Linked DNA regions of Homo sapiens: region 2 is linked to region 1. Evidence: chromatin loops called from intact Hi-C (ENCODE). Cell type or tissue: heart left ventricle. All regions are shown on one strand. Links, peaks and the distances in the headings refer to the core of each region. The heading gives the core; the rest is flanking DNA. Region 1 overlaps CRCP (CGRP receptor component). Region 2 overlaps TPST1 (tyrosylprotein sulfotransferase 1).

Region 1 (15,616 bases), core at 2,982-10,981:
TCAGGCCGGAGGGCTCACAAATCATTCCAAATCAATACACAACCGGGCACAACAAGTCCTAAGCTGGGTGGCCACCTCATTTCCTCACCGAGCCTCTGAGTCAGCAGGCAGTCATCAGAGGGCCACAGCAAATCACAGCCCAGGCGTAACTGAAGAGGTGAGGCTTCAGCCTCCAAAAGACACCTGGCTTCCAAGTGAATGCTAATAAATGTTGGATGCTGGGACTGTTTTCTGAACCCAGGGAGAAAAAATGGCTCTAGTGTTAATATAGGGAACTTCTCACTCAAGTCCTTTGTGCTTGCCACTGTAAGTGAAACCTTTTATTTCCTTTTGTTTTCTAGAGAAGGAGTTTCGCTCTTGTCGCCCAGGCTGGAGTGCAGTCACGCTCACTACACTTCGCTCACTACAACTTCCGCCTCCCAGGTTCAAGCGATTCTCCTGCCTCAGCCTCCCAAGTAGCTGGGATTACAGGTGCCCGCCACCATGCCCAGCTAATTTCTGTATTTTTAGTAGGGATGAGGTTTCGCCATGTTGGCCAAGCTGGTCACAAACTCCTGACCTCAGGTGATCCACCCACCTCGGTCTCTTAAAGTACTGGGATTACAGGCGTGAGCCACCGTGCCCAGCCATTTGCTTTTTTTTTTTTAAAAGACAGGTTCTTGCTCAGTCACACAGGCTGGAGTACAGTGGCACTATCATAGCTCACTGCAGCCTTGAACTTCTGGGCTCAAACAATCCTCTCACCTTAGTCTCCTGAGTAGCTGGGACCACAGGTGTGCGCCACCATACCTGGCTAATTTTTTTCATTTTTTGTAGAGATGGGGTCTTACTATGTTGCCCAGGCTGGTTTTGAATTCCTGGCCTCAAGCAATCCTCCCACCTTGGCCTCCCAAAGTGCTGGGATCACAGGCGCAAGCCACCATGTTCGGCCACAGCTTTCATTTCTTATTCACTCTGGTGAGAAGCGATACTGCTACAAACCTTGGTAAACAATTTGCTACCTTTTGTAGCCAAATTCCAGAGTGGGAAGAATCTGGCTATAAAATGGTCCAACTACTGAGAAACAGCAGTTTCTACCAAGGCCTACCTACTTTGTAGAAACGAGAAGGAAACCATCTCAGGGGATGCCACACACATCTTTCTTCTCATCAAGCACAAGTACCTGGCTTGGAGGAGCAAAGTAAAGCTTCTGAATCAGAAGGTCCCAATCAGCCACTCACCAGCCCTCTGGGCTAAAATGGAGAGGACACTTGCCCCCTTCCAAGACTATGGGGCGGGCATTCGAAGTGACAGACAATCACAGGCACCAGGACCAAGGACTGAGACCGTGTCTGGCACACCCCATGCACTCTTTTTTTTTTTTTTTCCCAAGATGGAGTCTCACTCTGTCACCCAGGCTGGAGTGCAGTGGTGCAATCCTGGCTCACTGCAACCTTGGCCTCCCGGGTTCAAGTGATTCTGCCTCAGCCTCCCAAGTAGCTGGGATTACAGGTGTGCACCATCATGCCCAGCTAATTTCTGTACTTTTAGTAGAGATGGGGTTTTACCACTTTAGCCAGGCTGGTCTTGAACTCCTGACCTCAGGTGATCTGCCCACCTTGGCCTCTCAAAGTGCTGGCATTACAGGCATGAGCCACCGCGCCCGGCCCACCCCAGGCACTCTCAATAGCAGCAAATCTTCCCCCAAGTAATGATACCACTTTCCACAGGCTCTGGCTGAGGTCACACTAATCCTCATCTCTTCTCTCTGCCTGTCATTAAGCCATGAGTAACATATGTTGCTGATTAAAGCTGGAGGAGACATGACATATGATCTTTAACCCAGAGGGACAGGGATTCGTTTCTTGCTGTTCTGTTTGTTTTTTCTCTCCTCTAAGCTCTAGGTTGAAACTCCAATACAGTGTAAAGCATGAAAATAATCAGGACACATGAGAAAGGGGTTTCTATTTAGCCTACAGGCGGGTTCCCAGAGAAAGGCACCCTTCATGAAAGGAACTGTTCTAATTTAATTTTGGGTACATTCTGAAGGGCAAAAACAACCCTAGGAAGACAATGAACAATTTAGTAAAAAATTAAATACCCTGTGGCCTTTTAAAAAGTTTTTCCATTAGCAACTCTAAAAATCGTATTTTTGACCATTTTCTTCCATACTTTTCTAAAGGAAATTTGACAAAGAGCTAAGTATTTCTAAAACTGACTTTGGAAACTGCTTTATTCTCATTTTGTTAATTCTCTAAAGTTTCTTCTTCTTTTTTTTTTTTAAACTGGCAATTAGACGGCCTGCTTAACACTTGTCAGGTACCGATGCTCTCTGCCCTGTAATAAGAAGGCAGCGGCCACAGCGTGCCCAGTGGTGGCCCGGGTATCTCCCTGGATCATTTCCCGGGCCCCTTATCCCATCGTAGGCCCCTCTACTCTGGCTGCCTCCTCCTATTCCAAAGCCTACGCTCTCAGTACAAAGCGGACTTCACAAGTGATGAGGCTGTACTAAATAAACGGTTTATGCAGGGAAATGGGATCACATTCATGGTTTTAGATGTGATCTCTGACGGTGATGTGGGAGATGGACTTGGGGAGCCAGGGAGAATGGGGAGAGGATAACCGCAAGAGCCGCGTGAAGAAATAATGGCAGAAATCAACGCAGTACACGGGGGAGAGAAGCAAGAACGAAGACAGAAGCAACAGAACTTGGGGACTCCCTGACTGTGAGATGAAAGGAAGAGAATGGCTTGCAGGTTTCCGGCGTGGGAGGCCAGGCCAGGAGATGAGCAAGGAAGGGAGCTGATGGGACAGCGCACACATGCTCCCCTCACCCAGAAAGAGAGGAAGCAAGAGCAGGGTGAAGGGTGGGCGTGGGGACAGAGAATGTTCACCAGAGACATGCTGAATTTCATGTTTTTTATGCAACATCTGGTTGGCAACAACGCCTACAGGGAAGCAATGGCCAGAATGGCCTGGACATCAGGGGAGTCGGAGAGCCGCCAAGTCATCAGCCAAAACCCTAGAGGAGGAATGAAATCTCCTCCAGTGTTTTGTGGTCCCTAAGTCCACACTAACTAGGATCAAACTGGCAAGGTCTCTTTTTCCTTAAGAAATGGAGTGGTTGGGCAGCCTCTTAAAAAAAACGCAGTTCCTGGCTTGTCCACCACAGCCATTCTACATCTCAGACCCACAGCAGCCTCCCCAGCACAGGCGCCCTTCACTCACCAGCTGGATCTCCACAGCAGTCACAGGCCGGTGGTTCAGCAGCTGGAGCTTCTCAGCTCTGTGGAGGGAAAGTACAGCGTTGACAACTCGCATAGCCCTAAGTCCTGAGTCCTGACTGAGCTGCACAGAGAATAATTTGCCAGATAAAAAATGGGAGAACCACTGGAGTGTGGCCCTCAGTTCCTTCAACTGTAAATCGAGAGAATGGGAACAGGAGCGTGTATGTGAGTGACTCCCAGCCCACGGTACGAATGGGTATCAGAGGCATGATTGTAGGAAACAAAGCAGCAGGGCATATGCCATTTTAAAAACAGGGGGGTCATTTTCTTTTTTCCTTTTTTTTTGAGACAGAGTTTTCCTCTTATTGCCTAGGCTGGTGTGCAGTGGCACGATCTTGGCTCACTGTAGCCTCCGCCTCCAGGGTTCAAGTGATTCTTCTGCCTCAGCCTCCCAAGTAACTGGGATCACAGATGCTCGCAACCACACCCACCCAGTAAATTTTTGGTATTTTTTTAGCAGAGATGGGGTTTCATCATGTTGGCCTGGCTGGTCTCAAACCCTCGACCTCAGGGGATCCACCTGCCTCGACCTCCCAAAGTGGTAAGATATAGGCGTGAGCCACCGTGCCCGGCCCAGGACGGTAATTCCTATCTGGAAAATGTGAAGAAAATAATGCTTTCTTCATCCAAATTATAGAAAGTACCAACTAACAAAATCACCTTAGGCCAGGTGTGGTGGCTCATGCCTGTAATCCCAGCACTTTGGGAGGCCAGGTGGGAGGATCCCTTGAGGCCAGGCATTCCCAATCAGCCTGGGCGACATTAAAAAACCTTACAAAAAAATTAAAATAAATTAGCTGGGCATGATGGGTTGCGCCTGTAGTCCCAGCTACCTGTAGTCCCAGCTACGGAAGGCAGAGGACAAGGAGGTGAGGCAGGAGGATCGCTTTAGCCTGCACTCCAGCCTGGGCGACAGAGCCACACCCTATCTCTAAAACTAAAAAATTAAAACACACAAAATCATCTTGTGTGGTCATCTCTTAGAAATGGGTAAATTCCTTTTTGAGATGAAGATTTAATATTTCCCAAATTTGACTTATTATCTTAGTAAACAAAACAGGGACTAAAAGGGGCAGGAGTTAATACACAGAAATACAGGTACAGTGCCTCTGCCCTGAAAGCACTTAACCCAGCTGGAGAAAGAAGACAAATACATGTAAATTTTCACAACAAAAGATCTGAGTGACAGTTAGATATAGTGATCATCTGCCTCAAAGAAAGAAACAGATCATTGCTGAAAGGGTGGCTGAATCATGTGGACTCTGAAAGACTACAGAACTTCAGAGGAGATCAAATGACTGCAGTGACCACCCCTGTGCAGGCAACAACTTCTACATTTCTCTCTCAATTTGACCCTGGGGCTGCATATCCATCTTTCCAATCAGCTCAGTAAGTATTTATCGCATTAAAGACCTTCTGGAGTGAAAACATGAAGAAGCCACGACTCCTGCAGCCATGTGTTGGGGGAAGCAGAACACTTACCCACTCTCCCTGAGCCTCAGTTTCCTCATCTGTGAAATAGGAATGATAACAGTACTTAACTATCTTATGAGAGGATTAACAGGGATGAAAATCTTTCCAGAGGCCGCCACTACCATTTATTGCTTGCTTTCCATGTGGAACTACATCAAATCCTCAGATTTCACTGACACTGAGAGAGTAAATAACTTGTCTACAGTTGCAAAGCTAGTAAATGGCAGAGAAGCTCCTGTTCTTGGCCATCTGCTTCTAGTGTACATGTGATAATGGATGGAAAGTGTCATAATGCCATCTGTCTCACGATAGTTTCTCCATAAATGGCAGTCATTATTAGGGCAGTTCTAGTCAATTTCTACTGCTTGTAATCCCCCAAATGTTTACTCTAGACTCAAGGAGGGAGACTCCACAGAGATGACCCTTGCACTAGATCCTGATGGCTTTTCAACACAAAAGGGATGGGAGGGACAGCCAGCCAGGGCAGGAACAACACAAGGACGTGCCCAGAGGAAAGAAAGCTCCCGGAGTTTTAGGAAACAGCTAGAGAGGGGTGGGACATGGGGTGAAAGAGTCATTTGGGACAAGATCGAAAGGGCCCTGACTATCAAGAGGCTGGGTGTGACTTGGTCAATATAGGAGAGCAATCAAGGAAGAGGGGCATGCTCTGGCTGGTGCTGGCAGCGATTTGGGAAGACCCAAGAAAATGGAGGCAGACAGTGAGGAATGCATTGTAACACCCCCTGGGTGAGTGAGAGTGAGTTATGAAGTTGGCCAGCAGGAGCAGGCATGCCAGTAAGCGTCTAAACACGTGAAACACTTCCCGTCACCCTCAGGTAAAGTCAACAGGACTTGACAACTGCCTAGATTGGGTAGGATCAGGGAGGAGGAGTGAGGGAACAGATAGAGTCAAGGTTAGGTTGTTTAGAAAAAAAATACATTATTTAACATGAAATTTGAGTTTGTAGTACCTTTATAACTCTGAAGAGGCTTCTGTCAAAAAGTGTGTCTAGTTTGGTCTAAAACTAAAGGAAAAAAACCAGCACTAGATTTATTTGCAAGGAGTTACATGAAACCATGGAGTGGATATTATGGGTCCAGAGACCAACTGTGGAGTGAGTGAAGACCAGGACAGAACACCATAAAGTGCCTCCATTTAACGGGCCAGGAGAAGCCAGGCACGGTGGCTCACATCTGTAATCCCAACACTTTGGGAGGCTAAAGTAGGAGGATCACTTGAGGCTGGGAGTTCAAAAACAGCCTGGGCAACAAAGTGAGACTCTGTCTTTACAAAAAATAAAAATAAAACAATTAGCCAAGCATGGTGGCATACACCTGTAGTCCTAGCCACTCAGGAGGCTGAGGCAGGATTGCTTGAGCCCAGGAGTCTGAGGCTTCAGTGAGCTATGATCACACCACTGCACTCCAGTCTGGGAGACAGAGCGAGAAAAATAGGTTGACTGTGTCAATATAGAAGTCACTGTATTTGCCAACCAAGAGGTCATTGGTGGCCTGTGCAGTTCAGTGGAATGACAGCTGTGCTGACAACTGGACTCTGAGGACTGAGGAATGATTGTGGAGGAACGAACCTCTTGATAACACAGAAGTAAAAAAGCAGCTCCAGCCGAAGGAGGGAGGGTCTGGAAGGAGAGTGGAGAATGGCCACCGGCTGGGGAGACAAACACATGGAGAGGCTGAAATTCCAGGAGGGAAAAGTAAAGACCCTCAGAAACTGCTGCCCAAATCTCCAGCAAAGGGGCTCATGTTCCACTGAGACCACGGTGAGGGGAACCAGCAGCCAATCGGAAAGGACTGGAAGGGAGATGAGTTCATTCCGGTTAGTTTTCTCAGTTCCCGTCTGAGAGGTCTCCACGTGAAGAGGGAGAAGAGGGATCGCAAAGACTAAAAGCTACAGAGGATAGGTAACGAGATGACCAGAAGATCAGCAAAGACATTCACAACCGCTCCCTGAAAAACTCCAACTCGAGGTCAAACCACCAAGCAAGTTCCCTGTCCTACACCCAAGGAGCTGAGCACTGCTGTGGTCACAGCAGGCCCCCATGCACTCCACACTCCAGTCTGGGGTGGTGGAATTAAGGGGGTCAGCGCACAAACATTCCCTGCTGGCTTCAGAACCAAGCCACTTTCATTGTCTCTACCTTCTTCCCTTGCTTCTCAACTCCCTGCACCCTAGCTCTTGCCCAAGTGATCACCAAAAGTGTTCTTGCTTCAAGGGCCTGGTGCCTCCACACGGACAAATCCAGCGGCTGCTCCTCGGTCCTACTCCATCTGACACTGCTGATCATTCCCTCCTTAAAACTGCCTGCCCTCGGGGCTTCCATGACACCTTCTCTTTCAATTCTTTCCTGATCCGACTCTCCCTTCTTCATCTCCTTCTGGATTTTCTCTTCTCCAGAGAGGCTCTGGCACTCTCATGGTGCTGACTTTCATCCTCTGACCCTCCTACTGACGTCCTCACCCAGGCCTCAAAATCTCAGCTACCACTACAGGCTGTAACCAAGAAGTCCATGCTTTCTGGAGACAGAGAGAGGAGAAGGACCAGAGAGCAGATCAGAGGCGGGGACGGGCAGCAGGGTGGGCGAGGTGGGAGAAGTGCACGTGGTTAATGACTATGAAAAAATAGAAAGAATGAATAAGATCTAGTATTTGATAGTCCAACAGGGTGACTACAGTCAACAATAATTTAATTGTACATTTAAAAATAACTACAAGAGTATAACTGAATGTGTTATGCTCACAAATATAACAAGAGCTGCAAGTTCCCAGAGGAGCCAGGCCCAGCCACAGTGAAGAAGCCTGCCGCTCCCTCTTCTGGCTGTTGGACAACAACGCTGCCTGAAGCGTTAACTCTTGGCAGAGTCATGGAAACAAGCAATTAATCAAAGGGTTGAGGTTAAAAGGATTAGAAAGCCTTTTAAAAAGATTTTAAAAAATCTTCGATTTTAGGATCATTAGTGGAAAAAAGGGAGCTAAGATCAATCCTCCTTGAATACTACAGTCTGCTTTAAATTTATATAGATCATGGCCAATCACGAATCAGCTTGCAAGACAATGCCTATGTATTTGTAGGTTTTTTGAACAGTATTTGTCCATACTTACAGTAGAAAAGATGTTGGGCTTAGGAAGCAATACATTAGCCCAAAGAGATGAAAAGAGGCCTTAAAAATCAACTGTTAGCACTTCTGCTACAGGAGAAGATGGAGGAAGCCCACGAAAGCCTTTCTCTCTCCACAGATTACAGTGAAAAATTTCGACACAGCCGGGCGCAGTGACTCATGCCTGTAATCCCAGCACTTTGGGAGGCTGAGGCGGCGAATCACCTGAGGTCAGGAGTTCGAGACCAGCCTGGCCAACATGGAGAAACCCCGTCTCTACTAAAAATACAAAAATTAGCGGTGATGGCATGCACCTGTAATCCCAGCTACTCAGGAGGCCGAAACAGGAGAATCACTTGAACCCAGGAGGCGGCAGTTGCAGTGAGCTGAGACTGTGCCACTGCACTCCATCCAGCCTGGGTAACAAGAGCAAGACTCCAACTCAAAAAAAAAAAAAGAAAAGAAAAGAAGAAATCTCCAGACAAAAAAACAAAAAAAATACCCGACTCTGAAAAGCAAACAAAAGCAGGTGGTCTGGGAGGGAAACAAAACCTGAGAACCATTTGGGGTGGAGGATGGATGTGAGTTTCTTGGGGCTTTTTCCCCTTTTCTCTCAGGGCCTCAATCCTGGTGCAGCTGCGGTGGCCCCACAAGCAGCTCCAACTCCAGGAGAAATCCAATCTTTCTCGCCAGGAGACTGAGAAAGGCTGGAGACCCAGGAGGAGCTCACAACTCAAGGGCAGCCCCCCAGGTGGGGACCAGCAACAGGCGTAGCCTGGAAGGGAGCCCTTGCTGTCCAGAGTGCCCAAGAGTCATTTTTCCCTTTTCCCTTTTCTACTTTCCCTGCTCTGCTCCAAGGACAGCTCTAGTAACAACAGGTGGGCAAACCTTTGAGAGAAACTCGGAACTTGTGGCTACAGGACCCAAAAGGGGGTATCATGTGGGCCAGAGGGTAGGAGCAGGGAAGTTCCAGAGAGGAGAGCTAGAGAAGGGGACTCCTCCAAATTTGAGTATCAATCAACACAAATTCTAGATTCACCTGAGCTGTTTATGTGCAGAACAGCACCAAAACAGCAAGCATGGAACAGACCCAGCACAGCAAAGACCCCAAGTGAGAAGGGAGCAAGTTCCACCGCCAGTCCAGTCCCATATGCAAAGACCCAGAGTGGGTTTCAAAACCAAATGACACTGAAATCCTTGCCCCGGAAGGCAAGACCGACTTGAAGTCTGAACCTAATTGGATTGACAGCCTCCTAAAACACAAACCAGAAGCTTTTAACAGGACCCAGAGTCTAAACAATATAATACTCAAATGTCCAGGATACAATCTACAATTACCTCGACCACGAAAATACGACTCATTCTCCAGGGAAAAGATAATCAACAGATGCCAAGCCCATGATGACATGTTAAAATTATCAAGATTCTAACTATTATAATAACTGGGGGAAAAAGTAAACATTCCTGAAATGAATGGAATAATACAAGTTCTCAGGAAAGAATAGAAGTTATAACAAATAACCAAATGGAAACTTTAGAATTGAAAAATACCTGAAATGAAAAATTCACTGGTAGGCTTGATAACGGAAGATGCCAGAACAATCTGTGCATATACAGACAGATCAACAGAAATTATCCCATTAGACTCTGAGGCTGCAGTGAGCCTGAGGGTGCCACCGCACTTCAGCTTGGGCAACAGAGTGAAACCTTATCTCTACTAAAAAAAGAGACAGGAAAAAAAAGAGAAATTATTCCATTTGAACTACAAATTTTTTTAAAAAGGAACAGAGCCTCAAAGACCTGTACAGCAGTATCAGAGGTTTACCAGTTGTGTTTCTGGGAGCTGAAGAAAAGGAGGAGAAAGAGATTGGGATAGAAAAAATATTTCAAAAATAGCTGAGAACTTCACAAATGTAGTAAGAAACATAAATTTACATAATCAAGAAGCTCAGCAAAAATAAACTGGGGAAAAAAAAGCTGAAATATATCATTATCAAATTATTGAAGACCAAAGACTTGAAAATCTTTTTTGAAATTTATTTAAATTTTTTTTTTTTTTTGAGACGGAGTCTCGCTCTGTCCCCCAGGCCGGAGTGCAGTGGCGCATCTTGGCTCACTGCAAGCTCTGCCTCCCGGGTTCACGCCATTCTCCTATCTCAGCCTCCCGAGTAGCTGGGACTACAGGCGCCCGCCACCATGCCCAGCTGATTTTTTTTTTTTTTTTTTTTTTTAGTAGAGACGAGGTTTCACCGTGTTAGCCAGGATGGTCTCGATCTCCTGACCTCGTGATCTGCCAGCCTCGGCCTCCCAAAGTGCTGGGATTACAGGCGTGAGCCACCGCGCCCAGGCTAGTGAAGTGAAGCAGTAGGAGTAGAGGGGGATAAAAAAAATCTTAACAGCAGCCAGAGGAAAATGACACATTAGGGTTAGAGTGATAGCGGATTAAAATTTTTTTTTAATTAATTATTTTTCAAAATATAGAGATGGAGTCTCACAATGATGCCCAAGCTGGTCTCAAACTCCTGGCCTCAAGTGATCTTCCCGCCTCAGCCTCCCAAAGTGCTGAGATAATAGGCATGAGCCACTGCATCCAGCCTGATCACAGATTTCTAATCAAAAACTGTGACAGCCAGAAGTCACTGAAATGACATCTTAAAAGTTCTGAAGGAAAAGATCAATCAACCCAGTGAAATTATCCTTCAGGAATGAAAGGAAATAATGACATTCTCAGCTAAATGAAAATAAGAGAATTTGTAGCCAAGAGACCTGTTCTCAGAAAAGTGCCAAAGGCAGTTCTTCCTGGTGAAGTAAATGATAAAAAGGACGCAGGGCACTTCAGGAATAGAGAGGAAAAGAAATGATGACAAAAAGACTATTTTTGTTCTCTTAAGTTCTTTAAAATATGTAAGAATACAGAAAGTCAATGTAAAAACACTACTAATAGTATGCAGATTATATGTTTCAATGTATGTAGATTATATGTTATAAATACAACCATAACACAAAAAGAAGGTAAAGAGACTTATATACACCAACTGGTAAAATATTAACTCTGGACTATAAATGGTCAGGCATGCATATTATTAACCCTACTAGTAACCTAGTAGGGATCCCTTCAGTAACTACTAAAAACAAAAATAAACAAAAAGATACAGCCAAAAGGCTACAAATCTTTTTAGCTTTATAGATATAGAAAAAGCAAGTGACAACATTCAACATCCAATCTCAGCAATCTGAACTTCCTAAACCTGGTAAAAGACATTCATGGAAAACCTAAACTAGCATCATACTTAATGGTGAAGGACTGACTGTTTTCCCTTAATATCAGGGACAAGATGAGGATGTCTGCTCTCACCACTCCTACTCAACATCATCCTGGAGGCCCCAGCCAGGGCAATGAAATAAGAAAAAGAAGGAAAAGCCATACAGATGAGAAAGAAGTAAAACTCTGTTTGCAAATACCACGACTTTCTGCACAGAAAATCCTAAAGAATACACTAAAAAAGTTCCTAGAACTAATAAGTGGATTTATCAAGGCTGGAGGGCATAAGATCAATATAAAGTCAGCTGTACTTCTATATCAGCAATCAACAACTAGAAATGAGCACCATTTACAATAGCACGCAAAATTATGAAATAGGTATAAATCTAAAAAAATTTGTGCAGAACCTGTATGCTACACTGTTTTCATGGACTAGAAGGTTCAGTATTGGCGGGTTGTTTTTTTTTAACCTTTGACTGATCTTAAATTATTATTATTATTAAATTTTTTTTTGAGACAGTCTCGCTCTGTCGCCAGGCTGGAGTGCAGTGGCGCAATCTCGGCTCACTGCAACCTCCATCTCCCAGGTTCAAGTGATTCTCCTGCCTCAGCCTCCCGAGTAGCTGGGACTACAGGCGCCCCCGTCACCACACCCGGCTAATTTTTTGTATTTTTAGTAGAGACGGGGTTTCACCATGTTGGCCAGGATGGTCTTGAACTCCTGACCTCGTGATCCACCTGCCTCAGCCTCCCAAAGTGCTGGGATTATAGGTGTGAGCCACCGTGCCCGTCCGATCTTGAATTATTAATATTGTCAAGATGTCAATTCTCCCCCAAAACTGACCTATAGATGTAAGGCAATCCCAATCAGAATCTCAGCAGGATTTGTTCCAGATATCAACAAGTCAATTCAAAAATGTATACATAGGCCAGGCACGGTGGCTCACACCTGAAATGCTAGCACTTTGGGCAGCCAAAGCAGGAGGATCACCTGAGGTCAGGAGTTCAAGACCAGCCTGGCCAATAGAGTGAAACCCCATCTCTACTAAAAATACAAAATTGGCCAGGCACGGTGACTCACACCTGTAATCCCAGAACTTTGAGAGGTCGAGGTGGATGGATCACCTGAGGTTGGGAGTTCGAGACCAGCCTGATCAACATGGAGAAACCACGTCTCTACTAAAAATACAAAACTAGCCAGGTGTGGTGGCAGATGCCTGTAATCCCAGCTACTGTGGAGGCTGAGGCAGGAGGAATCACTTGAACCCGAAGGCAGAGGTTGCGGTGAGCCGAGATTGCACCATTGCACTCCAGCATGAACTCACAAGAGTGAAACTCCATCTCAAAAAAAAACAAACCAATAAAAAAAAAACGGGCTAGTTTTCTTCTCATGTAAACTCTTGATGTATGACGTTTTCAATTTTAAAAGGTTGAACTCATTCCAGACCAAGAAAAGGAACTGGAAACTACAAGAACTCACAGAAGATGATCAAGCCACTTTTGCCTCAAGCAAACACAAATGTCAAAAGACTTCACTGATCAACTTTATAAAAAGTACTTTAACTTGTCAACCCTACTTTTCATCCAATTTGGTCTGAATTCTGGGAGTGGGGTTGATGCGATATGTCATACAAACTGGGACTCCAAGAAAAGATTTTTTTTTTTTTTTGAGACAGAGTTTTGCTCTTGTTGTCCAGGCTGGAGCGCAAGGGCGCGATCTTGGCTCACCGCAACCTCCGTCTCCCAGGTTCAAGCGATTCTCCTGCCTCAGCCTCCCTAGTAGTTGGGATTACAGGCATGTGCCAGCACGCCCAGCTAATTTTGTATTTTTAGTAGAGATGGGGTTTCTCCATGTTGGTCAGGCTGGTTAGAACTCCCAACCTCAGGTGATCCACCCACCTCAGCCTCCCAAAGTGCTGGGATTACAGGCATGAGCCGCCACACCTGGCCAAGAAAAGATTTTTAAACCCCATTAAGATTTGTTCCTCATGGCACATGTATACATATGTAACAAACTTGCACGTTGTGCACATGTACCCTAGAACTTAAAGTATAATTTTGAAAAAAAAGATAAATAAATAAAAAAAGAAGGAAGAAAGGTCTTCTGCATTTACCCATTCAAACCAGGGTTAGTACTTGATTAATATAATATTTCAATTCTGTCTTGTTTTTTCCCCATTTCTACATTATCACATTTCCTTCCTTTCAAAACAATTTAACTTATTTTACTAATATTTTGAGATCAGCTCGTGACATTTAATGTTCTCAATAATTAGAGAAGAATTACTTTGGTTAGCCTAGAATATACTCACTTGTGTTTCTAAATTAGTAAGCTCATTTTCATCTAGATAATGGGAGGCTAGAGAGGTCCTGCTTTAAGAGTAGAACTATTGGTTCTACCAATTTTGGCTTGGAGGCACTGCGTCTGTAAGAACCAAGTGGCCCTGATACTCAGCTCTTGGTGTGAAGTGCTTTGTAAGGTTTATCTGAATTGAATCATTAGGGAAGAAGCAGTGTTAATAACATAGAAATGGTTGGCCCTGTTCACATTAATGGTTAATAAATAAGGTTGCATCATTTATGGCTTCTGGAGTCCAAAAAGGACATCTACACATATTGTTTCCATGAAGACACCACCCTTCACCCTTTCCCCAGCCTTGTGAGTTTAGCAGATGATCCTTATTCAGTGGTAAGGATAATGAAACTCAGAGAGGTCAAATACCTTTTCCAAGGTCATGGTGCTATAAGGGGCAGAAACTGGACTACAGCCCAGGTTCCCCGATTCCAAGCTTGTTATGCTGTGGTCAGATGCTAGCAGTTGGGAGTTAGCAGATATAAATAAACTGTATTTTGGCCCATTTGATTGAGATCTCTACCTATGACCTAAATTTGCCTTCTTTTCCATGAAGCATTTCCATTTCCCCTCACCCGTCTTTTTTGAGAATGTAAATTAATCTCTGCTAATTTTGCAGAATAAGCAGGCAGAGTAATACAGTATCACTAGGATAAATGAACTTTCTTCATTTATAAAAAAAAAAAAAAAAAGATTTGTTCCTTACTCTAGTCCCTATGTCTAACTTTCAGTTGTTTCATCTCCAATACTATAATCCTTCTTTAAATCCAAACCCAGCCGAATATCAATACACGGTTGCTACGAATGTAGCAACTATCATTTCACCATGTGTCACGCTCTTCCTACTTAAGAGATTTACTTACTTGGTCAACTTGTGGCTTTTCAATGCTGTGAGAAATTCTCTGACAATTTCAGGACTCTGGTGCCTGCATGGTGTTTTTGATATGTATTTTAACGTCTGGCAAAAAAAAAAAAAAAGAAAAAAGCCAAGCATAAGACAAAGAACCCTGAATGAGAAAAAACAAAGGCAATGACTGTAATTAAAATTCTAAAATTTTGTTTGTAAAAATCCTGTAGAGGCTGGGCACGGTGGCTCACACCTGTAATCCCAGCACTTTGGGAGGCCGAGGTGGCCAAATCACCTGAGGTCAGGAGTTCGAGACCAGCCTGGCCACCATGGTGAAACCCCATCTCTACCAAAAATACAAAAAATTAGCTGGGTGTGGAGGTGCACGCCTGTAATCCCAGCTACTAGGGAGGCTGAGGCAGGAGAAACACTTGAACCTGGGAGGCAGAGGTTGCAGTGAGCCGAGATCACACCATGGCACTCCAGCCTGGGTGACAGAGTGAGACTCTGTCTCAAAAAAAAAAAAAAAAAAGAAAACAAAAAAGAAAAAAAATCCTGTATAAAACAAAAAGGCATTCAGGAGAACCAATCTTCGTGTAATTGGAATTTCTGAAAGAGAAAACCAGTAGCTAGAAGAGGAAGAATAACTAATGAAATTTTAGGAGAAAACTTTTCTGATCTCAAAAAAAAAAAACCCTCAATCTGACAATTGTGTTATATTTTGAACAATTTTTTTAAAGAGGGGGAACCCAAAGAATAAAATAAATTGCCATGAGTCTACATGGATATATACGACTGAATAGATAAACGGGTAAGAAGAGACAACTTTTTCTTTTTTTTTTTTTTTTTGAGACGGAGTCTCACTGTCACCCAGGCTGGAGTGCAGCGGCACGATCTCGGCTCACTGCAGGCTGGAGTGCAGCGGCACGATCTCGGCTCACTGCAAGCTCCGCCTCCTGGGTTCACACCATTCTCCTGCTTCAGCCTCCCAAGTAGCTGGGACTACAGGCGCCTGCCACCACGCCCGGCTAATTTCTTTTTGTATTTTTAGTAGAGACGAGGTTTCACCGTGTTAGCCAGGATGGTCTCGATCTCCTGACCTCGTGATCCACCCGCCTCGGCCTCCGAAAGTGCTGGGATTATAGGCATGAGACACCGCACCCGGCCAAGAATGAGAAAAATTTTTAAATCACTCTTAGGCAATTGTACCATAGTCATAACTACTGCAGGAAAGACCCACCAATAAATGCTAAAATTGATGGTTAAAAGCTTAAGCAAAGGGTAGGCTGTTTTCCTAGC
Region 2 (15,616 bases), core at 3,638-11,637, 190 kb before region 1:
TTTCCTCTCTTACTGTCTTCCTCTATGGTAAGTGATTTTCTCTAGCAGCGTGCTTTGATTTTGTGCTATTTATTTTTAGTGTATCTATTATAGGTTTTTGCTTTATGGTTACTGTGAGGCTTACAAAAAAATCTTATAATAGGTTATTTTAAACTGATAATCACTTAACTTTGCAAAGAAAAGTAACAAAAACTCTATACTTTAACACCGCCATTGCCATTTTGACTTTTTGATGTTTTGATTTAATCTTTTTATTGCTTAAACAATTGTCTGTCTCCTAAATAACCGTTGTAGTTACTGTTTTTAATAGTTTTGTCGGCCGGACATGGTGGCTCAAGCCTGTAATCCCAGCACTTCAGGAGGCCGAGATGGGCGGATCACCTGAGGTCAGGAGTTCGAGACCAGCCTGGCCAACATTGTGAAATACTGTCTCTACTAAAAATACAAAAATAAGCCAGGTGTGTTGGCACATATCTGTAATCCCAGTTACTCGGAGGCTGAGGCATGAGAATCACTTCAACCCAGGAGGTGCAGGTTGCAGTGAGCTGAGATTGCACCACTGCACTCTCCAGCTTGAGTGACAGAGCGAGGCTCTGTCTTAAAAAAAAAAAAAAAAAAAAAAAAAATTTGTCTTTTAGTCTTCATACTTAAAATATAAGTGGTTTACTCATCCCATTTGCAGTATTACAATATTCTGAATTTTTCAGAAGTCTTCTTTTACCAGTGAGTTTTCTTTCTTTTGCCGGTGAGTTTAATGCCATTAGATGCTTTCTTTTTACCCATTAGCATCCTTCACTTTCTGACTGAACAGCTCCCTTTAGCATTTTTTGTAAGACAGGTCTGGTGTTGATGAATTCCCTCAACTTTTGTTTGTCTGGAAAAATCTTTATCTTGCCTTTGTGTTTATAAAGGGTAACTTTGCTGGGTACAGTATTCTTGCTTGGCAGTTTTTTTCTTTTCCTTCAGCACTCTAAATATACCATTCCACTCTTTGCTGGCCTACAGGGTTTCTGCTGGGATATCTGCTGAAAGCTCTATTGGGGTATGTTGAATGGGACACATTTCTTTTCTCTTGCTGCCTTGAGTAATCTTTCTTTGTCTTTGATTTTTGTTAACCAGATTGTTATGTGCCATAGGTATCTCTTCTTTGGGTTGATTTTAATTGCTGATCACTGAGCTTCCTGTACCTAGACAGTGTCATCTTTCTCTAGATTTGGGACTTTTTCAGCCATGATTTGCTTAAGTATGCTTTCTACACCCTTTTCTTCCTCATCTTCAGGAATTCCTATTATGCAGAGGTTAGTCTGCTTGATGGTATTCCACAATTCTTGTAGGTCTTCTTTACCCTTTTTTATTCTTGCTCCTCTGAATGGGTAATTTCATATGTTCTGTCCTGAAGCTCACCAATTCTTTTATTTGATTAAGTCTGCTGCTAAAGCTTTCCAATGAGTTATTCCAGTTCAGTTACTGTATTGTTTATAGATAGGATTTCTATTTGTTTTCTTGTTTCTATTTCTTTGTCAAATTTCTCACTACATACATGGATTGCTTTCTAAATTTCATTTAATTTTCTATCTCTATTTTCTTGTGATTCCCTGAACATTTTTTTTTTTTTTGAGGCGGAGTCTTGCTCTGTCTCCCAGGCTGGAGTGCAGTGGCACAATCTCAGCTCACTGCAAGCTCCGCCTCCTGGGTTCACACCATTCTCCTGCCTCAGCCTCCCGAGTAGCTGGGACTACAGGTGCCCACCACCAGGCCCTGCTTATTTTTTGTATTTTTAGTAGAAATGGGGTTTCACCATGTTAGCCAGGATGGTCTCGATCCCCTGACCTCGTGATCTGCCCACCTCGGCCTCCCAAAGTGCTGGGATTACAGGCGTAAGCCACCATGCCTGGCAGATTCACTGAACTTTTTAAAGAGGCTTATTCTGAATTCTCTGTCTGACATTTCATAGATCTTCAATTCTTCTGAGTCCACTGGTGGAGCTTTGTTGGTTTCTTTTGGTGGTGTCATATTTCCCTAAGTTTTCATAATCATTGCTTGTTTATGTTGATGCTTGCACATTTGAGGACACAGCCATTTCTTCTAGGTTTTGCAGGTGTTCTTTGGTGATTTCGGGCCTTTACTTAGTATGAGAGCTTAAGTACTGGCCTATTGTTTCTTCCCATTCTGGGGAAGACTTACAGTGAGCATCAGAACTGAAACACTGCACTAAAACTAAACTAACTTGCCCTGCCATTCAAAACATTGCACTAAAACAGAACTAACTTGCCCTGCCGTTCAAAACACTGCACTAAAACTAAACTAACTTGCCCTGACATTGTTTCACAGACAGGAAGACTTATAGTGACCACCGAAAGGTAAACATTGTTCTCCAACTATATTGCTATCCTGTCATCATTTCCCAGTCTGTGAAAGTCTTAAGTGCTTAAGTGTACACTGGAAGTTAATCCCAACTTTTTTTTTTTTTTGAGACACAGTTTTGCTCTGTTGCCCAGGCTGGCGTTCAGTGGTGCGATCTTGGCTCACTGTAACCTCTGTCTCCCAGGCTCAAGCGACTCTTTGCTTCAGCCTCTGAAGTAGCTGGGATTACAGGCACGTACCACCACATGCAGCTAACTTTTGTTTTTGTGGTAGAAGTGGGATTTTGCTATGTTGCCCAGGCTGGTCTTGAACTCCTGGGCTCAAATTATCCACCCAACTTGGCCTCCCAAAGTGGGATTACAGAAATGAGCTGCCATGCCCAGCTTAATCCCAATCTTATAGCTGTTTCTGGGCCACGGGAAGGTTCCATGTGAGCACTAAGTTTTGTGGAAAATCCGACCAGGGATTCAGGCCTTCCCACTGATTACACCCCAGTGGCACTAAGACACTGGCCATCCTTGTCAATAGGGTGTCTCGGCTAATTAGAGTACAGAGTAGCTGCAAGATCCATATACTAGTTGCTACAATCAGTGCCCTGCTCTTTGTCCCCACTTTACCCCAGATAGTTCAGCTCTCCTGGCTCTCCCTGATGGGACGGGAGTGGGCTCCCTGGGAAGATTCCCAGACCAGTGAGGAGACTGAATACACACCTCCAATTCCTTCCTCTCACCTTGGAAACTGCAGGGCTAGGAAAATTCTCCCTGAGTGGTGTTATGCCAGCTTGGGGGGAAGGGGTGGCACAGTCTGAAATGACCACTTATTTTACAAAAAATTTTGTTGGCCCAGGAGGTTTCTCCACTTCTTCCCCAAGTTCTGGTGAACTCAGGTTGATATTCTTGTCTTTGAATACTTTTTTTTTTTTTTTTGAGATGGAGTCTCGCTCTTTCACCCAGGCTGGAGTGCAGTGGCATGATCTTGGCTCACTGCAACCTCCAACTCCCGAGTTCAAGCAATTCTCCTGTCTCAGCCTCCTGAGTAGCTGGGATTACAGGCACCCACCACCATGCCCAGCTAATGTTTGTATTTTTAGTAGAGACGGCGTTTCACCATGTTGGCCAGGCTGGTCTCGAACTCCTGACCTCAAGTGATCCACACGTTTCGGCCTCCCAACATGCTGGGATTACAGGAGTGAGCCACCGCGCCCAGCCTGAATAATTTCTAGTTGCATTTTTGTGGGAAGAGTGATGCCAGGTATCTTTTATTCCACTATCTTGCTGACATCACACTCTCCCCCTAGTGTCTTTATTTTCTCTAGTTTTCTTCCTCCCTAAGGGAATCTATCTCTTCTGCAGAGGGGGAGGTGGGGTATAGAGATAAGGATCTGGAAGTCTAACTGTTCCTACACAGACTGTCAACCTCCCTATTTTTAGTATCAGACTTCATCCGTTTCCCCTAATTTGTAATACTTGATGTTTCTAATTCCCAAACATTTGTAGGGTTCAGGGTGAACTGGCTTGCTTCTTGTCCCTTTGCTTTTTTGTATCCCTGTTTTTCAGGCACTTACATTAAGTTACCTTCCAAATGGCTCAGTCCCTTACCATTTTTATATTAGCTTTCCATATTCGTATATTATGTTTTGATAGTGACAAATGAGTTTAGGGTTGCTAGTTTGGCGGCCTCTGAAAAGTTGGACATGAAAGACATGTACTAAAGTTAGAGGATCCAGTAGTACTAGTTTTAAGGAAATATGTTATTAGGGTGCACATACAGTATATACATTCTCTGAGGTCCAGGGGACTTGTGGCTGGAGGCTGCAAGGGTTTGCCAAGGCTGGAAACCATCACTTATGGGAATGCAAAGCTAACAAATAAACTACTATTAGAAAACAAATTCTATGTTGTGCAAGGGAAAAAAGGAGGCACGTAATTCCCATAATCTTTAACTTTACTGTTAATTATTCACAAGAGACTGGAGCTGGGAAAAAAAGACTAAAGATTTTTTAACCTTCCCAGTTCTAATGTTTTATGATTCTGAAGGAAGTTTCTCAAAGCCTGAGTGACACAGAGATTGCTTTCTTAGTTCCACCTGTGGCATCTCTAGCAGGCCTTCTGGGTCTTTTGTCTAACAACCTAACGCACTTTCTCGATCTTCCACAGTACACACACTACATAAGACCTAAAAGAAATGCATATACAAATGTGAGCTCTATATACAGTATTTAACACTGCTTTATAGCTTTTACTTGTGGCAGTGGTGGTATGTTTCCATACAAGAGGCTTTGGCTGTCAACAGACACCATTACAAAGAAAATAATTCAAATATAAAAGTAAATTGTATTTGCTGCTTTGGGTTTGTAGACGGAAATCAGGGTCAAGTTTTTGGAGTGAGGTATAATTAATTCCACTATAAGAACAGCCTTCAACTGTGGGATTACATAGAATACAGAGATAGAGAAGAAAGGAGAGTTTGCCTAAATTGCTTGTGAAGTTTCAAAAACCTAAGAGATTCTGAGCATTGGCTAAAGTGAGCAATATGTCATGTTTGTCATCTGTCCTCAGGCCACTCTTAGCTTTCTTACCCTTACTAAGCCCAGTGCCACTTCATCTGTCACCACGGCCTCCCCTATACAGTCATCTCTTGGTATCCACAGGGGATTGTTTCCAGGATCCCCTGTGAATAACAAAATCCACAGGTGCTCAAGTGCCTTATATAAAATGGTGTAGTATTTGCACGTAACATACACATATCCTCCTGTATACTTTAAATCATCTCTAGACTGCTTATAACACCTAATACAATGCAAATGCTATGTAAATAGTTATCCTGTATTTTTTAGGAAATAATGACAAAGTCCGTCACGTTCAGTACAGATGTAAGCATCATTTCCCCCCCACATATTTTCAGTCCATGGTTAGTTGAATCTATGGATGTGGAAACCACAGATACAAAGGGCTGACTATAGTAACAATTCATAATTAAGATGTAAACAGGCCAGGCATGTTGGCTCATGCCTGTAATCCTAGCACTTTGGGAGGCCGAGGCGGGTGGATCACCTGAGGTCAGGAGTTCAAGACCAGCCTGGCCAACCAGTATGGTGAAACCCCATCTCTATTAAAAATACAAAAAATTAGCTGGGCTTGGTGGCGGGCACCTGTAATCCCAGCTACTCGGGAGGCTGAGGCAGGAGAATCGCTTGAACTCAGGAGACGGACGTTGCAGTGAGCTGAGATTGTGCCTTGCACTCCAGCCTGAGCAACACAAACGAGACTCTCATCTCAAAAAAAAAAAAAAGATGTAAACAAAAGTCTCAGTGCAACTTAAAATAAATGTCATTAACATTACTTGTAGACCGCAGATCCAATTCTCTATAGCAGTAGTCCCCAACTTTGGGCCGGTTTTGTGAAAAACAATCTTTCCATGGACCAGCAGAGGGGATGGTTTCCGGATGATTCAAGCACATTACGTTTACTGTGCACTTTATTTCTGTTATTATTACATCATAATATATAGTGAAATTATTACACAACTCACTATATTGCAGAATCAGTAGAAGCCCTGAGCTTGTTTTCCTGCAACTAGAGGGTCTCATCTGGGGGTGATCGGAGACAGTGAAAGATCATCAGGCATTAGAGTCTCATAAGGCAAGAACAACCGAGATGCCTCACATGCACAGTTCACAAAAGTGTTCGTGCTCCTATGAGAATCTAATGCCATTTGTTTTAATACAAAAATCACAATTACTTTTGCAGCAACTTACTAGATACAGTAAACAGGAAGGCAATGGGCAAGTACTGATAACTAAGAGGTAACAAATGAAACAAAGAAAGAAACAGAAATTATAAAAGGCAGACAGAAGCCTTAAGTTTTTAGTAAAGAGATGAACAGTTCTATACCCTACATAAGGAGAAGACAGACACCTTCTTTTTATAACACACAATTGCTAATTTTCTTTTGATGAAATAAAATTTCAAATAATGATCAGTAATTTATTTTAAAAGGCAAGAAATATGTGATCAAATGCAGAAGTGATTCTACTCCAAATTATTAAGATTTGGTCCCTTCATGGTAAAAATCTATCCAGAAACTTAGCTTTTAAGGATGATTCACTTCCCAAGGGTTTCAGATAGCCAAGGTTTTACAAGTTATAGGAAAAATCGTCAGAAATGTTATTAAGCCAATTCTGTACTTGGATTAATCTTATGAAGAACATGACCTTGTTTAACCCTCTTCAAGTGTGGGACAGATCTAGTGACTGGCTTCTAACAACCAGAATTTGGCAAAAGTGATGGGATGTTACTTCTGAGATTAAGTTACAAAAAGTCTGTTATCTTTTGTCTTGAGCACTCTATCTTGCTCTCTTGCTTGGTTGCTTGCTCTGAGGTAGGCCAGCTGCATGTTGTCAACTGCCGTAGACAGAGGCTCATGTGGCAAATAACTGGCATCTCCAGCCAACAGCCAGTGAAAACCTGAGGCCTGCCAACAGTCACATGAGAGAGCTTGAAGGCAGATCCTCTCCCAGCTGAGCCTTGGATGACTGCAGCCCAGCTGACAGCTTGACTGCAACTTCATGAAAGATCCTGAGCTAGAAGCATCTAGGTAGCTTTGCCTGGATTCCTGAACCACAGAACCTATGAGACAACACGTTTGTTGATTTAAGCCATTAATACGTTTTAGAATAATTTGTTATGCTTCATATATAAATCATACAGATTTTGGTATCAGGAGTAAAGTTCCATTGTCACACATACCAAAAATGTGGGAGGAATATTAGAACTGGGAAATAGGTTCTAATAATAGGGCCCAGTTCTAATACTTTAAGGCCTTTCAGGAGAGGAGCAGTAAAGCCTAAATTGCCAGGAATTGATAGTTGGTAGATTTTAGATTGTTAGGAGGTGGACTGTGAGTTTTAAGGAATGTGAGGAACATCTGAGTAGAAACTGGAGGCAAGGGATCTCTGTTAGGTAGTTGTGGAAAGTTTAGCAACCCAATTTTACAGTGATGTGGAAGGTAGAAAATGTGCCGAATGAATTAGATGGTCTAGCTAAAAAGATTTCCAAGCAAAGTTAACTGCCAGGTTTCTTCTTGGTGTTTACAATAAGATGTAAGAGGACAGAGAAATTGAGGGAAAGATGGTTTAAAAGGAGCCAGGACACAATGGTTTTGAAAGTGGATGTGAAAATTCTTAGCCTCACCATCTTCAACACTAGCAGTGTGGCAAGCTCACATTTCCTACACTTATTCTGCTTCCCATCTTCAGAGCCCCTTCTCTACCTTCAACTCCCTTGCCTCTCCTTTATGAGGACCCTGGTGATTACTTTAGGCCCACCAGATGATCGGTAATCTCCTCATCTAAAATTCCTTAATTCCATCTGTAAAGTTCCTTTTGCCAGATAAGGTAACATATTCACAGACCCCAGGGATTAGGAAATGGCCATCTGGGTTGATTTGTTTTTCCAACTTTTATTTAGATTCAGGGGGTACATGTGCAGGTTTGTTACAGGGGTATAGTGTGTGATGCTGAAGTTTGGGATATGATTGAACCTGTCACCCAGGTAGTGAGCACAGTACCCAATAGGTAGTTTTTCAACCCTTATTTTTCCTTCCCTCTTCTGCCCTCTTGTATTCCCAGTGTCTACTGTCCCCATCTTTATGTCCATTTGTACCCAGTGTTTACCTCTCACTTACAAGTGAGAACATGAGGTACTTGGTTTTCTGTTTCTGCATTAATTCACTTAGGATAATGGCCTCAAGCGCCATCCAAACTGCTGCAAAGAACATGATTTCGCTCTTTGTTATGGCTGTGCAATATTTCATGGTGTATATGTACACATTTTCTTTATCTAATGGAAGTGGACATCTTTATGGAGCCATCATTCAGTCTACTACTTGCAAGCAATAGACAACTAATGCATTATATTTAGAATTTCTGCAGTTTATAAAGAGGAACATAGGGATGAACAAAGTGTCATATACTGGAGAAACGCCAGTCATATAGCCCTCACAAACAAAAACCTCATACACGTCTTCAAATTTTAACATAATCAGTTGTCGAGGAAAATGCTTTTATTCTTAGGGATATGCGCTGAGGAAGCATAATATCTGCAACTTTCAACTAATACCAATAAAAAAAAAGCCATGTGAGTATACATATGCACAGAGAAGATAAAGCAAATATGGCAAAATTTTAACAATAATTCTCTGTTAGGGTATATAGGTATTTATGGTACTATTCTTTCCAGGTTTCTCTATAAAAAATTGGAAAAAATCAGGAAGATAGTTTCAACACAACAAATATATTAACCATGCAAAGCTCACTGTAGTAGATTATAAGGAATATGTCATTTGTGGGCCAGGAGAAGTGGCTCACACCTATAATCCCAGAATTTCAGGATTCCTGCCTGAGGCAGATTGCTTGAGTTCCAGGAGCTCGAGAACAGCCTGGACAACATGGAGAAGCCTCGTCTCTACAAAAAAATACAAGTATTAGCTGGGCGTGGTTGTGCGCACCTGTAATCCCAGCTACTTGGGAGGCTGAGGCAGGAGAATTGCTTGAGCCCGTGGGGTTGAGGCTGCAGTGAGCTGTGATTATGCCACTGCACTCCAGCCTGGGTGACAGAATGAGACCCTGTCTCAAAAAAAAAAAAAAAAAAAAAAATATATATATATATATATATAGAGAGAGAGAGAGAGAGAGAGAGAGAGCGGGAGAGAGAGAGAGTGAGAAAGAGAGAGAGAGAGGCTGGGATCCCAGCACTTTGGGAGGCCAAGACAGGCAGATCACTTGATGCCAGGAGTTCAAGACCAGCCTGGTCAACATGGCGAAACCTGGTCTCTACTAAAAATACAAAAATTAGCCAGGCGTTGTGGCATGTGCCTATAGTCCCAACTTCTCAGGAGGTTTAGGCAAGAGAATTGCTTGAACCCAAGAGGCAGAGGTTGCAGTGAGCCAAGATCATGCCACTGCACTCCAGCCTGGGCGACAGAGTGAGGCTGTCTCAAAAAAAACAACAAAAAAAAACTATTTCATTTGTGAATGGGCTAAAACTGAGAAACTCAGAGGTTAGCAACCTATTCTGTAACAAAGGCCAGGGTAAATATTTTAGGTTGTATGAACCACAGTCTCTGTTCCAACTACTCAGCTCTACTGCTGCAGGGCAAATGCAGCCACACAAAACATATAAATGATTGAGCATAGTATGTTCTAATAAAACTTTATTTACCAAAATGTATGATAGGGCCAGGCGCGGTGGCTCACGTCTGTAATCCCAGCACTTTGGGAGGCTGGGGCGAGAAGATTGCCTGAGCTCAGGAGTTTGAGACCAGCCTGGGCAACATGGTAAAACCCCATCTCTACTAAAAATACAAAAATTAGCTGGGCATGGTGGTGCACACCTATAATCCCAGCTACTCAGGAGGCTGAGGCAGGAGAATTGCTTGAACCTGGGAGACAGAGGTTGCAGTGAGCTGAGATCGCACCAATGCACTCCAGCCTGGTCTGGGTAACAGAGCAAGACTCTGTCTCAAAAAAAAAAAAAAAAAAAAAAAAAAAAGGAAAGGAAAAAAAAAAGAAAGAAAAAAAAACACCAAAAACACAACAAAGAGACAAACAAAATGTATGATAGGCCAGATTTGGCCTGCAGGCTGTGATTTGCTAACCTCTGATTTAACTAAAATCAGTTTTTAAAAAATAGATCTTTAGACCATCTCCAGAAATATGTACCAATGACTAAACTATGTGCTTAACACAACATTATGCATTATGGACTCTACATTTTTGCTTTTTCTCATAGTTTTCTTCAACGTACATACACACACACACACGCACTTTTTTTTTTTTTTAAGACAGGGTCTTTCTCTGTCACCCAGGCTGGAGTACAGTAGCACAATCACGGCTCACTGCAGCTTTGACCTCCCAGACTCAAGGGATCCTCCCACCTCAGCCTCCTGAGTAGCTAGGACTATGGGCACCTGCCACCACACCTAGCTAATTTTTGTATTTTTTATAGAGTCAGGGTTTTGCCATTTTGCCCATCCTGGTCTCAAACTCCTGGGTTCAAGCGATCCACCCACCTTGGCCTCCCAAAGTGCTAGGATTACAGGCGTGAACCACTGCACCCAGCTGTACATATACATTTTTTAACTCTAAAGGTTAAAAGACTAGTCTTACAACCAGGGGTTCTGAATTCAGATTTACTGTGAACTAAATATAATTTATCCCTCTCCTTTCTTTCTGTAAACTCATTGTAAACTCTAATATAATCCTTCCTTCCAATTATAGTCCAGAGCACAGAATTAATCAGAAGCCTTAGTTTCTGACAAACTTTCATCATTGGTTTATGCCTGGCCTGCTGTTATTTATTTAGTAATATAATTTATTATTTTTAAATAATGCAATAAACATTCCCCTTTGAAGAATTATGACTTGATAGTTTCACATGCAGAGAAAACAAATAACTCCAGCCAGATATGATTACACAAAAAGGAATCTGGAGTTTGAAATCCCCCTGGGCTCCTGTGGTCCACCAGATGCTCATTATCTCTAAAACACAAATACTGTAAAACAGCTGATAACATTCATGTTTACATATTTTCATTTGTTTCAAAATATTTTGGCAGCTTTGCAAATCTCAGACTCAGTTCTAGGAAAGTTCAACAGTCTTGTGCTGCCTAGAAACAAATGAATAAATGTTGTCAATACTTATATCAAGAAGAAAAAAAATTAGTCAGTCTAGAAGCATGATATTCTTTCTATTCCAACAGTAGATAGAATTTAGGAAGAATTCTATTTCTTTTAAGTAAAGGAAATGGTTCAGTGTATCAACTTTCAATGAAGTTGGACAAGATGGATTGGAATGTGAATTGAGTTGGGAATGTGTCGTGACTGTGAAATAGGAACCTCTTACTCTTACAGAAAGTAGTACAGAGGAAATTTAGCATTAAGGCATTGATTTCCTGGTGGGGGGAAGTTTAGTGTGCAGAATGATTAGGAAATCATATTATTTGACCACAGGACATTTATCAGGCAGGAATGCTATTATTTCTGTTCAAAGGAAATAGTCCCAAATCAAGTTTTCAGAGACACTGAAAGACAGTTAATATATACAAGTAAAGTCAACAGTAATTTCATCAATTTCCTTTCACTGGAGTCCTTTTCCCCTCTTTTCTCAAACTGGGGAACTTTTACTTATCCTTTAAACATGAGAATACAGTAGCGCCATCTCTGAGCTCACAGGGCATTCTGAATGCCCTGTTCTTACGGCAGTTATACTGAATTACCATTAATTGTAAATCTATCTTCTTCACTGGACTTAAAGGAGACAGGTAGAGTCTTAATCATCTTTATATTCTAGATGGAGGAACAAACAGACATGTGGATCAAAGAAGAATAAAAGCGTAAGATCCTTTCATAGTCATCTCCATTTTTACAGTTGATAGACTCACAGAAGTTTCTGAAACCAATTTACAGCATAGATTGAACATAAAAAGACAGAAAAAGTGACTCTGTTGGAGCCTCCCTGATTGCAACCTGCTGGATACAACATTATAAAATACTGGCATTCATTCTATCATTCTATTCAATTCTTGCGAGAAGAAAATTAAAGAAGTTTTACTTTTTAAAAAAATTAAAGGCCAGGCATGGTGGCTCACGCCTGTAACCCCAGCAATTTGGGAGGCCAAGGCGGGCAGATCACGAGCTCAGGAGTTCGAGACCAGCCTGGCCAACATGGTGAAACCCTGTCTCTACTAAAAATACAAAAATTAGCCAGGCATGGAGGCGGGTGCCTGTAATCCCAGCTACTTGGGAGGCTTAGGCAGGAGAATCATTTGAATCCGGGAGGCACAGGTTGCGGTAAGCCAAGATAATGCCACTGCACTCCAGCCTGGGTGACAAAGCAAGACTCCATCTTAAAAAAATAAAATAAAATAAAAACACTGTATAGGCAGCTGGGCACAGTGGCACATGTCTGTAGTCCCAGCTACTTAGGAGGGTGAGGTGGGAGAATCACTTGAGGCCAGGAGTTCGAGACCAGCCTAGGCAACATTGGGAAACCCTGTCTTGGGGGGAGGGGGGAAACTTAAAAAAATTGTTAAAAACCATTGTATAGTATTCTCTTTTGCTTAATTACACTTTAAAATGTTCATGAGGGAACAACGAAAAAATCCAGGCATGAAAAAAAAAGAAAAGAAAAATGGTAGTGATATGGTTAGGCTTTGTGTCCCCATCCAAATCTCCTCTTGAATTATAATCCCCATAATCCCCACGTGTCAAGGGAGAGACCAGGTGGAAGTCACTGAATCACGGCAGAGGTTCCCCCATGCTGTCCTCGTGATAGTGAGTGAGTTCTCACGAGATGTGATGGTTTTATATGGGGCTCTTCATCCTTCACTTAGCACTTCTCCTTTGTGACTTGTGAAGAAAGTGCCTTGCTTCCTCTTGACCTTCTACTATGATTTTAAGTTTCCTGAGGCCTCCCCAGCCATGCTGAACTATGAGTCAATTAAACCTCTTTCCTTTATAAATTACCCCGTCTTGGGCAGTTCTTTATAGCAGTATGAAAACGGACTAATACAGGTAGAAAACCTAAGAAGTTCTCTCTAGCCACCAACATCAAGACTTTGATATAAGAAAGAACAGAATACATTTTCAAAACCAGTAATTTTAATCTTGTTTTTTTTGCCTGGAAGAACATTCTATGTAAACCACATTTCAGATATGAGTGTTTTGTCTTGTTTTTTTTTTTTTTTTTTTTTTTTTTTTTTGAGACAGAGTCTTACTCTGTCACCCAGGCTGGAGTGCAGTGGCACAGTCTTGGATCACTGCAAAACCTCTGCCTCCCGAGTTCAAGCAATTCTCCTTCCTCAGCCTCCCGAGTAGCTGGGATTACAGGAACCCACCACCAGGTTTGGCTAATTTTTAGTAGAGACAAAGTTTCACCATGTTAGCCAGGCTGGTCTTGAACTCCTGACCTCAGGTGATCCAGCTGCCTCAGCCTCCCAAAGTGCTGGGATTACAGGTGTGAGCCACTGCACCCAGCCGAAAATGGCTATCATTGCACCAGCATTTAAAAGCTGAAATCTAGATATCTTTTTTTTCCCCATTTTAAGTAGATTTTAATAAAAGTATATATGTAAAAAGTTTATACGTAAAGGAAAATGTGCAAACCACAGCTAAACAGCTCAATCAAATTCTATGGAGTAAACACAGATTGAGAAATAGAAGATGACCCAGTGGCCTTCCTTGTCCCTCCTTCTAGTCATAATGTATCCTTTCCTCCAATAAGAGTAACTCTGAACTTTACAGGAATGAAATCATACCCCACCCCTGATAACCTCCATTCTACTTTCTATCTCTATGAATTGACCTATTCTATGTACCCCATAAGTCAAATTATACAACATTTGTCCTTTTGTGTCTGGCTTATTTCACCCAGCACAGTGTCTTGAAGTTTCATCCTTATTGTAGCATGTATCAGAATTTCATTCCTTTTTAAGGCTGAATAATATTCCTTTGTGATCTATTGATCCATCTTTACCACATTTTGTTTACCCATTCATCTGTAGATGGACATTTAGGTTGTTTCCACCTTCTGACTGTTGTGAATAGTGCTGCTATGAACACTGGTGCACAAATATCTGTATCCCTGCTTTGACCTCTTTTGTATATATACACAGAAGTGGAACTGCTGGATCAAATGGTAATTCTATAATTTTTTGAGGAACTACTGTACTATTTCCCATGTATTTTTTATTATAAGCATCCCGGTGGGTGTGAAGTAGTATCTGATTATAGTTTCAATTCACCACAAATTGGGTGATTCAAGAGGAACCAACTCTGGCTGACTTAAACTACTAATTGGGTGATGTAAATTTTTATTATTTGACTTGCAAGAATTCTTTATATAATCTGGATACCAATCTCTAGATAGCATCTGTGGGTTGTCTTTTCACTTTCTTCATAACATTTGTAATACAAAAGTTTTTAGTTTCGATGCAGCCCAATTTGGATTTATCTCAGGAATGCTAGGGTGGTTCAATGTAAGATAATCATCCAGTGTAATACATAATAATAAAATATAAAGAAAAACACATCATCTCAATACACACAGAAAAAAACACTGGGCAAAACTCAACATCACTTCATAACAAAACACTTAGTAAACTAAGAACAGAAGAAAGCTTCTTTAACATGATAAAGGACGTTTATTTAAAAATCCACAGCGGCCAGGCAGGGTGGCTCACGCCTGTAATCCCAGCACTTTGGAAGGCTGATACGGGTTGATTGCCTGAGCTCAGGAGTCCGAGACCAGCCTGGTCTGGATAGATGGCCCAATTAAAGAATCAAAATAAAGTTAAAGAAATCAACTCTAAAGAAACACAATTTTGCAAGTCATGTATCTGCTATGGGGTTAATATTCAGAATTACATAAAGAACTTCTACAATTCACAGCAAAAAATCAAAAAATCCAATTAAAAATGAACAAAGTATTTCTTCCCAAAGATGATACATAAATAGACAACAAGCATATGAAAAGATGCTCAACATCACTAATCATCAGAGAAATGCAAATCAAAACCATAATGAGTTACCATTCATATCCATTAGAATGGCTACTATTTAAAAAAATAAAAAATAAAAAAATAAAAAAAATAACAAGTGTTGGTGAGCTGTGGAAAACTGGAACCTTTGTGCACCACTGGAACCTTTGTGCACTACTGGAAGGGATGTAAAATAGTGCAGCTGCTATGGAGTAACAGTACGGCAGCTTCCTGAAAAAATAAAAAATAGAACTCCCATATAATTCAGCAATTCCACTTCTGAGTATACACAAAATAACTGAAAGCAAGAACTCAAAGAGATATCTGCACATCATGTTCACTGCAGCACTATTCACAATAGCCAAGAAATGGAAGCAACCCAAATTGATCAACAGATGAATGGATGAACAAAATGTGGTACAGACATACAATGAAATACTATGCAGCCTTAAAAAGGAAGTCCTGTCACATCCTGTAACATGGATGAAACTTGAGGACATTATGCTAACTCAAACAAGCCAGTCACAAAGAGACAAATACTATTTGATGCCACATGAGGTACTTAAATCGAGACAAAAGTAAAATAGGGACTGCCAGGAGCAGCAAGGAGGGGAGTGGGGAGAAGAAGAATGGAGAGTTATTGTTTAATGAGTATAAAGTTTTCCGTTTTTCAAGATAAAAAGTTTCTGAATCTGTTTTACAACACTGTAAATAT

What was found. A loop is a pair of places that touch in the nucleus more often than their neighbours do. Peaks named below come from ENCODE experiments on the same cell type or tissue, not always from the same donor. Only the 100,000 strongest peaks of a DNase experiment are listed, where the experiment ranks them.
Region 2: a loop joins it to region 1, with 3 times the contacts of the local background. A loop is called at or near these places in 3 of 110 quality-filtered maps.

Annotation. Positions count from the first base shown.
Region 1 is chr7:66,133,092-66,148,707 of GRCh38, reverse strand. It overlaps CRCP (CGRP receptor component), which reads right to left. Exons shown (of 6, transcript NM_014478.5): 4 at 14,334-14,428; 5 at 3,208-3,265. Among named protein-coding and RNA genes, the nearest start is that of CRCP, 26 kb to the right of the region's middle. RefSeq lists enhancers at 44-223, 1-702. In heart left ventricle, for the core only: a CTCF peak has its summit at 7,575 (motif pointing left); DNase peaks (open chromatin) are centred at 2,987, 3,227 and 7,557.
Region 2 is chr7:66,322,310-66,337,925 of GRCh38, reverse strand. The region is part of intron 3 of TPST1 (tyrosylprotein sulfotransferase 1); the gene reads right to left. Among named protein-coding and RNA genes, the nearest start is that of LINC00174, 70 kb to the left of the region's middle. In heart left ventricle, for the core only: no CTCF peak of the experiment used is centred there; a DNase peak (open chromatin) is centred at 6,865.